2 separate regions of the Homo sapiens genome follow, and region 1 is linked to region 2. A link is an interaction called in ENCODE POLR2A ChIA-PET data of the cell type or tissue named here. Cell type or tissue: CD4-positive, alpha-beta T cell. All regions are shown on one strand.

Region 1 (8,000 bases), 110 kb after region 2:
ATTTGCCAGGCAAAACATTCAGCAGTATGGGGCAAAAATTACTATACTACCTGCGTCTGGAGCTGTTAAAACAAACAAACAAAAAATGTTATAAACATATAAAGAATAATAATTACGCATTCTTATGGTGTTCTTCTAGTTTGCTGGGTTGTTCTAGGCAATGTAGACTTTCAACCCACTTATTCTTCTTATGCTCATTCCCATTTTACAAATAAGGAGACTGAGGCACAGATAGGCACAGCCAGTAACTAGACTAAAATTCTGTGATTAGTATGCACCAAAGCCACATTTGGACCAGGCAATATGGCGCCAAAGCCTGTGGTTACAATCACTCTTCTAAACCTCTCTAAATCTTTGGAACAGTGATTGCATGTGGTAAATGCTTTCTTGGCATTTTTTTGTGAATTGGTGGAGATGAATTAGGCTTTATGGAAGTGTTTAAATTCATGGTTTGCAACTATTTTAAATAAGCAGGTTGGTAGTATCCTTAGGACTTGGGTCAGTTGAAACTTAATTTGTTCTGCTTCAAAGTCAAAAGAGTGCAAATTCAGAAAACTCTAGAATTTTCCCTCTGGACAGTAAGAAGGATGGCAACTCTGTGGCTTCCTAGAAGGTAACTTCCTAGAAAGGAAGTTTTACCATCTCTATTCTCTTTTCCATGGGAATACCCAATAACTTTCATCATCTTTTTCCTGAACTCATTAAAAAGTAGTCACGTAAGCTTTAAAATAGGTTTGTTTTCTTCCCTTTTTTCATGTTCTCTAGATTTTAAATATTATACAATGCTGAACAACTCAGGTCCTGCAGTATACATTTTGAAAAAATTATAAAATTAGCCAACAAAAAAATTCAATGATTCCTCCTTTACAGCAAAAGCTACCATAGGAGCTTATTTTCTACCAAGCTCATCAGTTCTGTGGTATCTGTCCCTCCTGCCATTGTTCAACTCTTTCCTTAGAACTCTGAGGGAGAGGTGAGCTTCCTCCCCGATCATTCCACACCCCAATCTATGACTCAGATGCTTGTCCTCTTGTTCCCAAGGGATTTTTTTAAAATCTTACCTTTTCCCTCTAAAACACAAAGCTCCTTCCTTCCTTCCTTCCCTCTTTCTTTCCTTCCTTCCTCCTCCCTCCCTCCCTCCCTAGCTTCCTTCGTTCCTAGCTTCCTTCCTTCCTAGCCTCCTTCTTTCTTAGCTTCCTTCCTTCCCTCCCTCCCTCCCTCCCTCCCTCCCTCCTTCCTTCCTTCCTTCCTTCCTTCCTTCCTCTTTCTCTTTTTTACTTGAAACAGGGTCTCACTCTGTCACCCAGGCTAGAGTGCAATGGCACTATCATGGCTCACTAAAGCCTTGAACGAACTCCTGGGCTCAAGCGATCCTCCTGCCTCAGCATCCCAAAGAGCTAGGATTACATGTGTGAGCCACTGTGCCCAGCTGCATCTTCAGTTTCTTTCCACTGCTCACTTCTGCTCTGTGGTTAAGGATGCAGAGTGTGTACTGATCTTAAAGAAATACTTACCTGATCCTGCTGCATCCCCAAGCCATCTGGACAAACTTCTCAAATAAACAGTCTACATTCATGGCCTTCATTTTCCCACTATTCCTCTTCATGTCTCTTGATCTATCCCTTACTACTTAGTCCACATTCATTTCTCTCTCCTCATCTTATTAAAATGTTTATTTTCTGTACCACATATTTTGCCAATTAATCAAGTAATTTTATATCTATTTAAGTACTTACTTTAACAGTCTTTTCTTAACCAAACTATTAATAAGCCATGAGGATAAACGTATTCTATCTTTTTTCAAACAGTTGCTAGCACTTACAAATTGTAGGTATACATGATTTAGTACTGAGTGGTTTATAAATATAATAATTTTATTCAGAATTACAGCAATATTAATAAATGTTCATTAAAAAAATTTTCTTGCCTGAGCTCCAAGATAATTTCTTTAATTCACCAAATATTTACTTAGCACTTACTGTGTTATTCAGTGTTCTAGGCACTAGAGACATCACAGTGAATAAAGCATGAAAAACTCCTGCCCTTATGAAGCTTATATTTTAACTGGGGGAGACATAGGAACAGATAATGAGTAAGCAATGCCATATGCTAGGTGGTAACAAGTGCCATGGAGCCTTCACAATGGAAAGCCAATGAACGATGTTAAGCAGAAAAGGACATGATTTGACTTATGTTTAAATGTGGTCGCCAGCCTGGGCATGGTGGCTTACACCTATAATCCCAGCACTTTGGGAGGCCAAGACAGGCAAATCACCTGAGGTCAGGAGTATGAGACCAGCCTGGCCAACATGGCAAAACCCTGTCTCTACTAAAAATACAAAAAAAAAAAAAAAAAATTAGCTGGGCGTGGTGGTGCACACCTATAGTGCCAGCTATCTGGGAGGCTGAGGCGGGAGAATCGCTTGAAACTGGGAGGCAGTGGTTGCAGTGAGCTGAGACTGCATCGCTGCACTCCAGCCTGAGCGACAGAGCAAGACTCCATCTCAAAATAAATAAATAAATAATAAATTAAAACAATTTTATCACTATATTATTAATGGTTTTCTATTGCTATGTAACAAATCACCACAAACTTAGTGACTTAACACAGCACACATGTATCAGCTTAGAGTTCTAAAAGTCAGCAGTCCAGCCCATTTTGCTGAGTTCTCTGTTCAAAGTATTGTGAGGTTAAAATCAAAGTTTTGGCTGGAATGAGTTGTCAGCTGGAGGCTCTGGGGAAAAATTACCTGCTCCCAGGCTCACACAGGTTGTTGGCAAAATTCAGTTCATTGAGGTTGTGAGAGTGAAGTTCTCATTTACTTGTTGACTATAAGCCAGGGCTGCTCTCACCTCCTAGAGATGACCCACATTCCTGGCCATATGGCCCCTCCATCTTCCAAGTCAGCAATGGCATGTTAAATCCTTCTCATGCCTGGGATTCCTGACTGCCTGTTCTGTGACTAGCCAGAGAAACTCTGCTTTTAAACAGTTCATGTGATTCAGTCAGGCCCAAGCAGGTAATCTCCCTTTCTTAAAGCCAACTGTGCATCATAACGAAACTTAACTACAGGAAGAAAATTCATCATATCCACAATCTCAGAGATTAGTACACAGGAGCGGAGGAGAGGGTTCTTGGGGGTCACCTTAGCATTCTGCCTACCACAATCACCTTGTCTGTTGTGTTGAGAATACACCATAGGGAAGTAAGAAAAAAAAAAAGAGAGATGTTGGCAATAATTTAGGGGAAGGGCAATTGTGTCTTTGACCAGGGTAGTAGGAGATGAGGTGGTGAGGTAGGGTCAAACTCTGAGAGAATATGAAGATACAGATGATAAAACTGCCGACACATTGGATGTGACTTGTGGATGAAAGAGAGGAGTTGAGGAGAACTTGCATGGATATTGGCCTCAGTAACTACAAAAATAGAATTGCCATTTGCTGAAATAAGATGTACTAAGGGAAGACAAAGAGTTTTGGAAGATGTCAGTATGAGATGCCAATATCACATCCAAATGGAGATGTCCAGTAAGCAGTTGTATACTGCACCTAGAGCTCAGGAAAAGGTCTGGTTTGCAGGTAAAATTGGAAAGTTGCCAAGTTGTAAATGGTATTTGAGGCCATGGGAGTGGATGAGGTCATCTAAGGTGAAAAAGGAAAAGGTCTTAGGATGGAGCCCCAGAGTAGTCCAAGGTGAGAAGTTGAAGACATCAGGAAGAATACCTAAGGAGGCTGGGAAAGACTGCACAGTGAGGTAGAAGGACAACCAGGAGAGAGTGAGAGCCCCGAGGGGAGGTGGAGAAGAAGGATGACTAATTGACAGGCACACGAGACACAGAGTGAGAAGCAACTCCCAATCTGCAACACAGAGATTAGGGACCTTGACAAGAATACAGCTGTTTTAGTGGTGTGGTGGGGATAACCCTTATTCCAGGAGGCTTAAGAGAAAAAAAGGGAGAGGGGTAACAGACAGTGATAATAGAAACTCTTTAAGAAGTTTTGTGGTAAAGAGAGCAGAGAAAGGGAGTGGTAGGTTGGCAGGGATGAGGGTGGAAAAAGACAGTTTCCTTCTTATTTTTTAAGAATATGAGACACTACTGTATGTTCATGATCAAATAGAGATGGAAAAAATGATGTTGCCACATGCAAGGGGACAGCTGGAGCCTAATCTTTCAGTAGGCAAAAGGGATGGGACCCAGGGCACAAACAAAGGGCCTGGTCTTGGGTAGGAGCCTGAGCATTCATTCCTCTAACTTGGGAGGGGAGCCGATACAGGTGAATGCACTGATGAGCCGGTGAGAATTGAAGTTCTCTTCTAATGGTTTCAGTTTTCTTATCAAAACAGGAAGCCAGGTCCTTAGCTATGAATGAGCATATGGAGGAGGTGTTGGAAGTTTGAGTGGAGAGGAGATACCTGGAATAGTTCACCAGAAAAGCAAGCGAGTGAGCAGACAGGGAAAATAGGGCCAGATTGCCAGGAAGGAATAAGGGTCCACTGGCTGCTGGGTTCTGGGTTCTCCTTTCAGTACAGCCAAACCCTTTTCATTTTAAGAAAATCATTACCATGCAGAGTAATTTTTTCGCTGGAAATTTTAAAACAAAGATTTGAGTCATCAATTAGATTTTTTTTGCCCATGTTAGATTAAATTATAGCTTCTGGACCTTGTGAGGTTATTTTGTTTGCTTTTGTTATTTACTATTTTATTTTTATGGCCATTAATTATTTTAAGTCCTACTTTCCTGGGTTAACTTTAGCAGATCTAAGTTTTACCATTTTTTAAAAATTTTGCCCATCTTATTTTATGTTGACTATTTCTACCACTTTCTGCTATTATGAACTGGATGAAATGTGACAGTTTATGTGGATTTTCTAGAGGTAAATTGTCAGTAATTCCCCTCAGATGTTTCTTACCTGCTCTATTATCTCAGATTTATATTTTAACATTGCAATTCAATTATTTTCTCCTCTTGATCACTTTGGATGCCAAAAGAAAGAAAGGGCTGAGGTCAAAATGTCCTTGAGATCAGAAAGGCAGCAACAAAGCACACTGATTTGCAATAAACCCAGTTAGGAAAGAAAGTGAGGAGAAGGAAAGGAGAGAATTACAGCTCCAGATTTTTGGAGATCAGAGCTGGCTTGATGTCTGTCCTCTTTTGTTGAAAAATTAAATCTTTCTAACGTAATGAAAAGAGAGCAATAACCAAATACACGATATGCCTACATAGGCCGTCTCCCCGATTTCTGTCTTTCAGAATTTTCAATTCAACTTAGGTATTTGCCCTTCTCCTTCCATGTGCTAGCAAAAGAAGATACTTTCCAACCTGAGAAAGGTGAGTCTTGAGTAGTCTGGTTCAATCACGGCAATTCATTCTCCTTGCCGGTGATTGGTTTGGATATGGACAAGTGACACAAATGTCGCCAGTAAGATCTGAAAGTTTGCATCTGGTCAGAGGACTTATGGAAATGGTTTTCCTCCCTGATACAGCAGAACATGAATGAGGAAGAGCATCCTCTTCTGCCCTGTGAATGAGCTGTATGAGCAAGTGCTGGGTTGAGCTGCAGAAGCCATGCTCAACCATGAGATGACATACTGGAGATCAAAAGACAAAACTCCAAGGATGGCAGAGCTGAAAGGTGGAAAGGCCCCATGTTCTTGATGTGTTCAGGCCATTACATTAACAAACCCAAGAACCACTTTACTTCTGCACTTCCAATTATAAAAGATGCTAATGACAATACAGTAATAAAACGCTATCATTCAAATAACTTTTGGCCAGGTATTGGGTTCCTTGAAGCCCAAAACATCCTGATACAATCCTCATACAGCATCAGGGGGCTGTAAGTCAGTGAGGATGGACACGGAGGTGCACTGCATGCCTCAGAGCCAGTTTGGGGGCTGAAGGATTGGAAGGATAATATTAAGACCCATTAATTATTAATGCTTTATGCTTGGTTGTTTATGTAGAAACTTCCTGGGGCAGCATTTATCATTTGGTCACTAGTGCTTCCATAGCACTTTGATCATTTACTAGAAGGGCACTTAGCTCTTTTGATTGTAGTTAATGTTTATGTGTCTTTTAATGCTGTCAATTATTTGAGGACAAAGGCCATATCTATTGTCTTTCTATCCCTAGGGACCCACAAAGTACCTGGCATATAGAAAATCCTCAATAAATATTTGCCAAGTTGGAGAATTACCTTCTGTCAACAAATCTGTGCTGGGTGAATATGAAGTAGGAGGTGTTCCTGAGCACATCCTTGAAAGGGGAAGGCTGATCCAATAGGAAAGGGGAGTTAAGCCAGAGGAACCTCTGCAGACAAGCTCTGATAAAAAGGAAACAGCCAGGAGGCAAGAGAAATTCTTTACTTAAGCTATCTAGCCAGCTGTCCAAGGAGCCATCCTTACCTTCTCTCCTTCCCTCACTCTTCACATGCCTGCACATTGTCTTACCTCCAAAATACATCCTGCGTTTCTTTTTTTTTTTTAAACTTATTTTCACCTCCAGTGCTACCATCCTTCTCCAAGCCACCATCATTGATCACCTGGACAAACCACACCAACCCCAAACTACTATCCACACAAGAGTCAGAGGCATATTTTTGAAATGTGAAAAGATCATGTCACATTCATGCTGAAATCCTCCAGGAGCTCAAAATCATACTTGGAATAAGAGAGAAACTCCTTTCTGTGTCTGCCGGTCCTCTCTATCCCACTTGATTTCTGTCATAGCATTTATTACCATCTGAAATTATTTCTGCACTTGCCTATAATTTGCCTGCTCTATGAACTGTAAAGGTCCAGTGGAACAGGGACATTATCTATACTGCTTAGGGCTAGATCTTAGCTCATTTTGTATTGCTATAAAGGAATATCTGAGGCTAGTAATTTATCTTTTTAAAAGATTATTTGGATCATGATTCTGGTGACTGGAAAGTTCAATATTGGGCATTTACATCTGATGATGGTCTCAGGCTGCTTCTACTTATAGCAGAAGGTGAAGGGGAGGCTGGCATGTGCAGAGATCACATGGTGAGAAAGAAAGCAAGAAAGAGGGAGGTGCTAGGCTCTTTTTAATAATCAGCTGTTACGGAAACGAATAGAGCAAGAACTCACTCACCCCTGTGGGAGGGCTCTGATCCCATTATGCAGATACCTTCCATTAGGCCTCACCTCCAACACTGGAGATCAAATTTCAACATGAGGTTTGGAGGGGACAAATACGCAATCATAGCAGGCCATATCCCCCATACCTTCAATAACACTTGACATGCAGTAAGCATTCAATATATGTTTTTGAATTGAAAAATATTGTATTTAGCCACTGTTGGACCTTGGCCCTGAAGAGGTTTTAAATCTCATACTGAAAGAGTTTTATGCCTGGAATCAAATAATGGAAGAATATAATAGAGAAATAAGAGTCATCCATGAAACTTATGGACATGAGTTTGAGCAGGGTGGGCTTTAGAACAACTGAGGAAAACAAGAAAAGAGGGTTCCAGCCTCACAGAAATGGTATTAGGCCACAGAGGCCACTAAGCTCAGTTTTGGGGTCCCCAGTTTTAAGAAGTCAGGGAAGGGGTGGATGATAAGACCTGCTTGATACTCACCTCTCCTACTCCCTCTACCTCAGTTATACATCCTGAGCCACCATGGCTCCTAGAGTGCCATGAATAAAATCTCTAGTGGCTTTGGCTCTGCCTTACATTACCTCCTCTTCTAGGACCCTGAACTCATAGGTCTACTTTCTTCCTCACTGAACCAAATAATTAAGAAATGTGCACATTAATGCCCCCAGTTAAAGAAAGCACATAGTTTATCTTTAAATTTGTAAAAGCTTCCTAGGAAGTTATAATTTTGAAGAACAATATAAAACAATACAATGCTTGGCAAATAATAAAACAGTTAGTTCTAATTTCATGGTTTCAGGTTACTCTCAAATTGAGAGACACACCCTCTTTTGGAGGTCATAATGGAGCTGTGAAGACTAAAGTTAAAAAT
Region 2 (8,000 bases):
ACCATAATGATGTATTTTGTTTAGATGTCTGTCTCTGATTCTAAACTGAAAGAAGCCTCTGATTTATCTTTGTATCTCAGTTCTAGCACAGTGGTCAATGTGTCAATATGCTATTTGTAAATTTCAATACATTTTCCAATAGTAAATAGTAAATATTAATATCATTTTATTTAATACAGGTATTGATTAATAACACAGATTTTTCAACAAGTCTGTCAGAGTTTAAATCCCATCTCTACCACGTACTAGCTTTGGGATCTTGGGCAAGTTACTGGATCTCTCTGTGCCTCAATTTTCTTATCTGTGTCATCTTTAGAGTGTTGTGAAGAAAAAAAAAATGAGTTAAAATATTTAAAGCACTTAAAATGGTTTTAAGTGATTTATGAGTATTATTATTATTTATTATAGGCCACTCAGCTCCTCTGTTTATAATTAGGGCTTTCCTAGTAGCATCTGTAAGACCTAATTTGATCAAGTATTCATTAATCCAGTTCATAACTATGCACATTCTTTACTTTATACAGCCCACTAGAGATGATCGTGGCTGGTTTGTTACGCCTTTAGGTCCAAACCCATGGTGGACAGTAATAGCTGCTATAATTCCAGCTCTGCTTTGTACTATTCTAATTTTTATGGACCAACAGATTACAGCTGTCATCATCAACAGGAAAGAGCATAAGCTAAAGGTATATTTTAACATCCATTTTAATGTAAATAATTATGACAACTGATATCAACTGATGTTCATTTGACTTCTATATTCTGTATTCATTTGCACAGTGAAATATATAAAATAATGTTTTTAGATGTATAATTTTTATTGTCTTACAAGATACTTGGTCTTACAATGAGATGAGAATTTACTTATTTGTAGCACTTGGCTGAGCTCACGTCTGAGAACTCACCTCCAAGGCATAAAATAAAAAACTGTCAAAGTTTTAACTTTTCCATACTTAACATATTTTAATGAAATAACAATCTGTTCTGGTGAAGTACAACCATACCAACTTGTCTTACATCTGAGATTCCTCTATTCCTCTATTTAACCCTAAATGTATCTATTACATTGAATTCATTATCAGAATAAATTACAACTTCAACTATTTCTCATTTTCTTTAATTATTTTTCTGTCTGCCTGTAACAACAAAATCCAGACATAAACGTCACAGTTTAGAAGTGACATCTTTGAGTTTTATTGCAGATTTCACTGTCTCTTTTATAAAAAGAATAACTATAGATGTGTCTTAGTTACATTCTGACCTTGCCATTTTGCAATTGTGAATAATCGAAATTGTTCACTGGTATGCAATTTGCCTGAGATATGTAATGTAAGCACTGTCACTTACTTACAGGAATATGTTAAATAAAATCGATGAAATCATTAAATGGTTAAAAATAATCTGCATCAAACCTTGTAAAAACATAACATGCACAATCTTGTTTTTGTTTTGGTATCGTGGGGTAGTTGCCAGCTATTTTCACATACCCTTTAAACTCTAGGAGAAAAAATCATTGTCAGAGCAACAGAAATCATGCTTTATAGAATTTTTTTATAGGAATGTTAGAAAGATGAAAAATATCTCTGATTAAACTCTGATGCAATATATTGGGTCAATGCAAAAGTAATTGCAGTTTTTGCCATTACTTTTAATAATAATAATTACATAAATGTAAGAAAGCACACTTATTTGCAATAAATCTTATGAAGAAGGAATTTTGAGTATATGGTGGAGAGAATGTGTGTCTATCTTAAAGCAAAGGACATTTTTCATTCTCTTTGTAGAACGTAAGTTAAGAATTCTCACAACTTTATGTATTTTATTAAATGATACATTTTAAAAAATCAACTAAAAAACCTGTTTTAGGAAGAAAGTAAGCCATATAATTATTATTTACCTTTCAAAAAGATTTTTTTAGCCTTTATAATTAGGCAGAAATTCTAGTGTGTTCACTGAAAAATTATCCTCTGTAAGGGCCATCAGTTAAATGGATTCAGGCAGCATTTTTTTCTTATTGTAAGTGGAATCATATTAAAACAAAGTGTGGAAGTGAAATGTGTGCTGAGATTGATATTACCTTCCTGGCCATTCTGAATCTTTGCCCTTTCAACCTTATAAATCACATGACACTTGCTCTTACTCCTTGTTCTTCATGAGCCCTTGACATTCACAGCCTTTGTAAAGCTCCACATTGACAAATACACTAATTTCCCCCTTCACATATACTGTGGAATAACAAAAATGTAGTAAAGCATTCTTTAAGTGGTCCTTTCAAGTACTTGCATTTATAGAATTAAATGCAGAACTAGAACTATTTTTGTCACTGAAATAAACCTGAGGCTACATTACTAAATCTGTTTTATTGTGCAAATAAATGATTATGTAGTCAAAAGTTGTGTATTTTTGCCCCTTACTACTCTGGATTTAGTAAATGATACAGCAAATCTGGCTTAATCATAAACTCTGCTATATGGCCACAGGCAGAAGAGTCAGCCTGTTCTTGGCCACTGTGAATCTGAACTCTCCATCCTCCTTCTTAGATATGAATACTTTTAAAGCAAATTTCTTCCAGTGAAGATGTATTTCATCTACATTGAACCCCTATTGGGCCTATAACTCTTGTCTCCTATAAGCTTCTATAGAGTGTGGTCTGATGCTACTGGTTTTCCCGTTAACAACAACAAAATCACCTTCTCAGAATGTTATTTACTCAGAGTAACGGTTTGTTCCATAGTCCTTCTCCCCGCCTGTTGCTTCATTGAAATGTTTGCAAAGTCTCCTGGCTTTGACTTGAACCACATTTTCACTAAAAGATGTGTTTCTTGAGTATATCACCAGACCACAAGCTAACCACTTGTGAAAGCATTTTCAGCTTTTACTAATTTTCTTTTCTCACTTGAAAACCCATTTTTGCCTTGGTTGGAGCATTCCCCGAAATTGTTTAATGAATCATGTTTTGTAGTTTATGTATCAAACACTTGGTAGACTCCACATCATGTATCTAAGTCTACATACACCCAAGTCAACTCAGAATTCCTCATTTCATTCTTTATCTCTCCCAAACATATTTTAGATCTTTTTACTTTTTCTTCACCTCTATTGCCAGAACTAGTAGCTGGTTTTCTTTTAGATGATATTTCTCCTGCTGATAAAAATGTTTTTATTGGCCAGGCACAGTGGCTCACGCCTGTAATCCCAGCACTTTGGGAGGCCGAGACAGGTGGATCACGAGGTCAGGAGTTAGAGACCAGCCTGGCCAACATGGTGAAACCCCATCTCTACTAAAAACACAAAGATTAGCTGGGCGTAGTGGCGGGCACCTGTAATCCCAGCTACTCAGGAGGCTGAGGCAGGAGAATCGTCTGAACCTGGAAGGCAGAGGTTGCAGTGAGATGAGATCATGCCATTGCACCCTGGCCTGGGCGACAGGGTGAGACTCCGTCTCAAAAAAAAAAAATGTTTTTATCATTTCATGAGTGTCACTATTTACACAATAAAGCTGTGTTGCACTGCATAGGTGACTTACTACTCCCGAAGAATGGGGGAGCTCAAAATCAGTAAACCTCGAACTCATTGCATCCTATGATCCTTTGGATGGCTCCAGAGTGAAAGAAGAGGCAAATACAAAAATTTGAGAATGTGAAGTATCATGTATATTATACATAAATGTACATATAAATCCATACTCTCTCTAGCATTTGTTTGTTTGTTTCTCCCTTAGAGAAGTGGATTAGGCATAAGTTAACTGAATCCTTTTGAAAAGCATTAAAAATATCTACTTGGGTTTTTTAAAGCACATTCTCTAAATGTGAAAAGAGAGATAAAATCTTATAAAAAAGAAAGTTTCTGTTAAGATACAACTGTGGGCTTTTCTACATGTTTCTGTAGACAGTTCAGGCTTCTTTTGACATCATTTTTAATAAACAGCAATACAATCCCGGATCACTTGAGTAAATGAATGCATTTGCAACATTCATTTGGCACCATATTCTCTTGATGATTATGGCATTTGATATGTTCTTTTTTGCCCTCTTTGTCAGCCTGGTTCTTCATGTCAATCTATAGTCTTTTATGTGGTTAACTTGACAGATGCAGGAAATTGCTGCCAAGCTTTGAAATGAATTTTTTCAGCAGTGGCATCTGGGTATCAGATGGTCCTCTTGGCTGGCCTCTTGTCTTGCTGCATGTTGGTTTTAGTGGGGTCTGGTGTAGCATCACCTGTTGCTATGCTCCCTTTTCCTCCCATATGTCCATTTCCTGTGATTCATGGATGAATGTGAGAATAAAAGCTCTAGCTCTGTCTTTATTTGAGAAAAAAATCTACAGAAATATGTTAGAAGGTGTAGAGTTCTCTGTCTGACAAAGGGATACTTCTCTTTGGCTGGCATGCCTATCAGCTAATAATTTTGTTACAAAGTCCAAGTTTTTAAAGACATTTTAAATGAAAGGCAAGAAGGATACTGGTTAGTTAGGGGAAGAGCAAGAACTGCTTTATTTATTTCCTTTGGTTTACATTAAATCAAGATGCTGCCATTGTTGTACAGCATAATTAGGGGAAATTATATTTTTGTTTTTGTTATATATTTATATATTACAAAACTAGCTTTATAAATTTAGAAAAGAAATTATTTCCTCTGAAAGAATTATTTTGCCTACTTCCTGCAATTCAGAATCCCACTGTTTACATTTGTATCATATTTTTAAAACATTCAATAAGAGCTATTGGAAATCACTATCGCGACAAAGATCTCCCTCATATTATTGAGATGTAGTGAATGTGGACTCTGAGAAAGTCCAGGTGTGCTAAAAAGTACAAGCCTGACTCTCAAGGCCCCCTGTCTTCTGCCCTCCTCTGATGCTCATCTCACAGCCACCAGCTCCTCTTCCATCTTTTGATTTCTCTTAGCAGTACCATAATTTTGCAAAATAGCTCCAAGGGGGCACCATTCACATTGTACTCCCTCAGAGGCAGAGGCTTAAGTATGAGGTCCTTCCCTGTTCTACATCCTTCTCACTCCAGAGTTGCTAGGACAAAACACTTCTCAAACTGCTTAAGACATTGTCCTTTAAAGGGACCAAAATCTGAGTTCTATTCTATGGAATTACATCTTCCAAAATGTTTTGCAAAAGGGCCAAGGGATGATATTATGGTCCTGGCAAAACTGTTTCCTATGCTTTTTTGGTTATGCTGACACCAGGCAGTTTCTCTTCCTACTCTTCAACTCTTACTAATCAAATTCTTTCTTGAGTTACTTGCAAAGAAAAGTTTCCAGAGTCATATTCATTCAGGAAATTGAGTTAGATATTTTGGTAAATTGTAGTATTGCCCCAGTAAGCTGAATCAATGAAGGGTACCATTGCTTTGGTGTCAACATAGGAGGAACAGGTCCTTAGGCACATAACTCTCATTGTCTCCTCACTATCATCTCTTGCACTTTTATAATTTGGAAAGGATGAGCAGAAAGGAAAGAAAGTACAACTGACTTTAAGAACCTTCTTACTAAGAAAACAAGAAAACAAAATCACAGAGAAAAGACTACCATGACAAATATGCAACAAATACTCAGTGTGTTTCACACTCCAGGCTATAAGAGCTCTCATACTGACTACAAACTGCTTGAAGTTATATAAAACTACCTCTAAAAAAGACTATTATTCTCCTAGAAGAATTGGTAATTTCTGCTCATGGTCATAATAACAAATTTAACTGCTGTATTTATTTTAAAATTACACTTACTAAATTTGATTCTGAAATGTTTGATGCGTATTTTATTTTCAAAAAAGTCAATTTGTAACTTTTATTGATTGCTTATTGTGTGCCAATGATTGTGCTAAAAACTAGAGGAAATACTGAGAAATTATATAAGTTATCTGATCTTAAGAAACATATTAATAGTTTTATTAAGGAGCCTTGAAACCTAATGAGTACAAAAGAAACATTTATTGTTTAACCACTAGAATATAATAGTACCTAACATTTTCTGATTGCTTTCTATTCAACAGATATTATTCCAAATGATTTACAACATCAACTAATTTAATTATCACAACAGCCCAGTGAGGTGCCTTCTACTATCATCATCATCGTTTTTCAGATAGGGAAAAAGAGGCACAAGAGCTTAAGTGATTTATTGGTTGAGCTAGCATTTCATTCCAGGCAGTCTGACTCCAGAACTTATATTCTTAACCACTTTATTATACTGCCTCTCATAAAGCAGTCACTAAAAATTAAAAATAAAAGGTGGAACATAAAATAGGCCATCCCTTTGGCTGCTTCTGAGGCTCTACACTTCGATTCCTGCAGGGTATGGAGGGAGTGCTCTTCCCCATCTTTGATTTCCCTCCTCAGAGAGCACCCTGTCTGTGCAAGAGGGCAGTTTTCACACACCCCATTGCACCTATTTTTCCTCCTTTACATTTCCTACCTGGTCCTAGGAGGCACTTAGTTTGCAACACCTGGAGATCAGTGACAGTGGAGTAGCATAACAGAGGAAATAGAAAACAAAAAACCGTGATTTCTAAGGAGGGGCTTAATTTGTCTAGTGCTGAAACTGAAGCAAATTAGAACAAGATAGCACTATATTAAGGAGAAAATGACTATACAGGGGAGCTTAGGCTCCATGATATTATTTTTTCTAATAGAAGTCACCCAATGAGACAAACGAGGGCAATTGGAAACTGAGTGTTTGTTTAAGAGTTACTCCAGGAGATCTGATATGAAGGGCTTGTTGAGTATCATCAGGAAGTGGTTTCTATTCGCAATCAGGCCACCCTTAGCCCTGTTATTGACACAGTTTCTTTCTCTCTTTCTTTCTTTTTTAAACAGAAAGGTTGTGGGTACCATCTGGACCTATTAATGGTGGCTGTCATGCTCGGTGTATGCTCCATCATGGGCCTGCCATGGTTTGTGGCTGCCACAGTCCTCTCCATCACTCATGTCAATAGCCTAAAACTGGAATCAGAATGCTCAGCTCCAGGAGAACAACCCAAATTTCTCGGCATTCGGGAGCAAAGGGTTACTGGGCTTATGATTTTTATTCTTATGGGTTCATCAGTCTTTATGACCAGTATTCTGAAGGTAACAAAATCTGTCTTTATGAACTTGAGAGAAAGAATACATTTATCATCATTTAAAATTTTCATTTGAATCTGAGCCATAAATTTGCAAATATTGTGTGGCATGTGATGAAAGTGATGAATTTCTGAACCATGTTTATATAATTCTTCATAACCTAAGGGAGGGAAATTACGTCCTATATTTTAAAACCCTTAAATACATAAAAATTTAGTCTGGCAAAGTAAAATTTGATGAGTAAATTATTGTAACAATTTTGAATCGGTGATCAAGCTATGGGAAAAAGTCACTCATTGTTTCTGACTGACTTGTGACCCGAATCCATTACAGGCATTCATAAAGATTCTATTTTCTTGTCAGTGGATAAATATATTAGCAGTTAATATTACTTACTATTAATAAGAGATAGAGGTGAAGGGATGAGCCTGGTTATAGTCACATACGCAGTTTTCCATTTTAAGTGCTCTGTAAAACCACTGTCTGGACATCATCATTGCATATAGTGATTTTTTTTTCACACAAAACTTGAAATCTATTTTTAAGAGGATTAACTAGTAATTATTTTGTCATGTAATTTTGTCAGATATTTCCAAGGTGTGTCAATTGCGCTATAAATTACAACACATTTTATTTGCCTATAATTTGACATTTTAATTAAATTATTTAATGATTTACACTAGTTTACTTGTATTTGATCATTAACACAAGTACCTTTGCAAGAATTAATCTCTGTTATATAAGTAATTATGTTATAGACATAAGATGATGTGAACTATTCCAATAAAAAGAGAAAATCTGAATTATCCATATATTTACAAATACCTGGTATAATACAGGAAACACATCTAAATGTTAGCTTCATTTTTAATCCACCTTTAATCCAAATATCTTATCTTTGTAAAGCAAAATTCAAGTTGTCTCCAAA

Evidence for each region. Peaks named below come from ENCODE experiments on the same cell type or tissue, not always from the same donor. Only the 100,000 strongest peaks of a DNase experiment are listed, where the experiment ranks them.
Region 1: POLR2A ChIA-PET joins it to region 2 with 5 read pairs; 2 of 35 experiments call an interaction of 5 or more read pairs at or near these places.

What each region holds. Positions count from the first base shown.
Region 1 is chr2:162,059,776-162,067,775 of GRCh38, forward strand. The region is part of intron 2 of DPP4 (dipeptidyl peptidase 4); the gene reads right to left. Among named protein-coding and RNA genes, the nearest start is that of DPP4, 10 kb to the right of the region's middle. RefSeq lists an enhancer at 4,313-4,382 and a silencer at 6,044-6,338. In CD4-positive, alpha-beta T cell, no CTCF peak of the experiment used is centred here; a DNase peak (open chromatin) is centred at 4,316; H3K4me3 peaks cover 955 bases; H3K27ac peaks cover 2,825 bases.
Region 2 is chr2:161,950,163-161,958,162 of GRCh38, forward strand. It overlaps SLC4A10 (solute carrier family 4 member 10), which reads left to right. Exons shown (of 27, transcript NM_001178015.2): 19 at 525-686; 20 at 6,827-7,078. Among named protein-coding and RNA genes, the nearest start is that of DPP4, 120 kb to the right of the region's middle. In CD4-positive, alpha-beta T cell, no CTCF peak of the experiment used is centred here; DNase peaks (open chromatin) are centred at 2,829, 4,109 and 6,759; H3K27ac peaks cover 2,831 bases.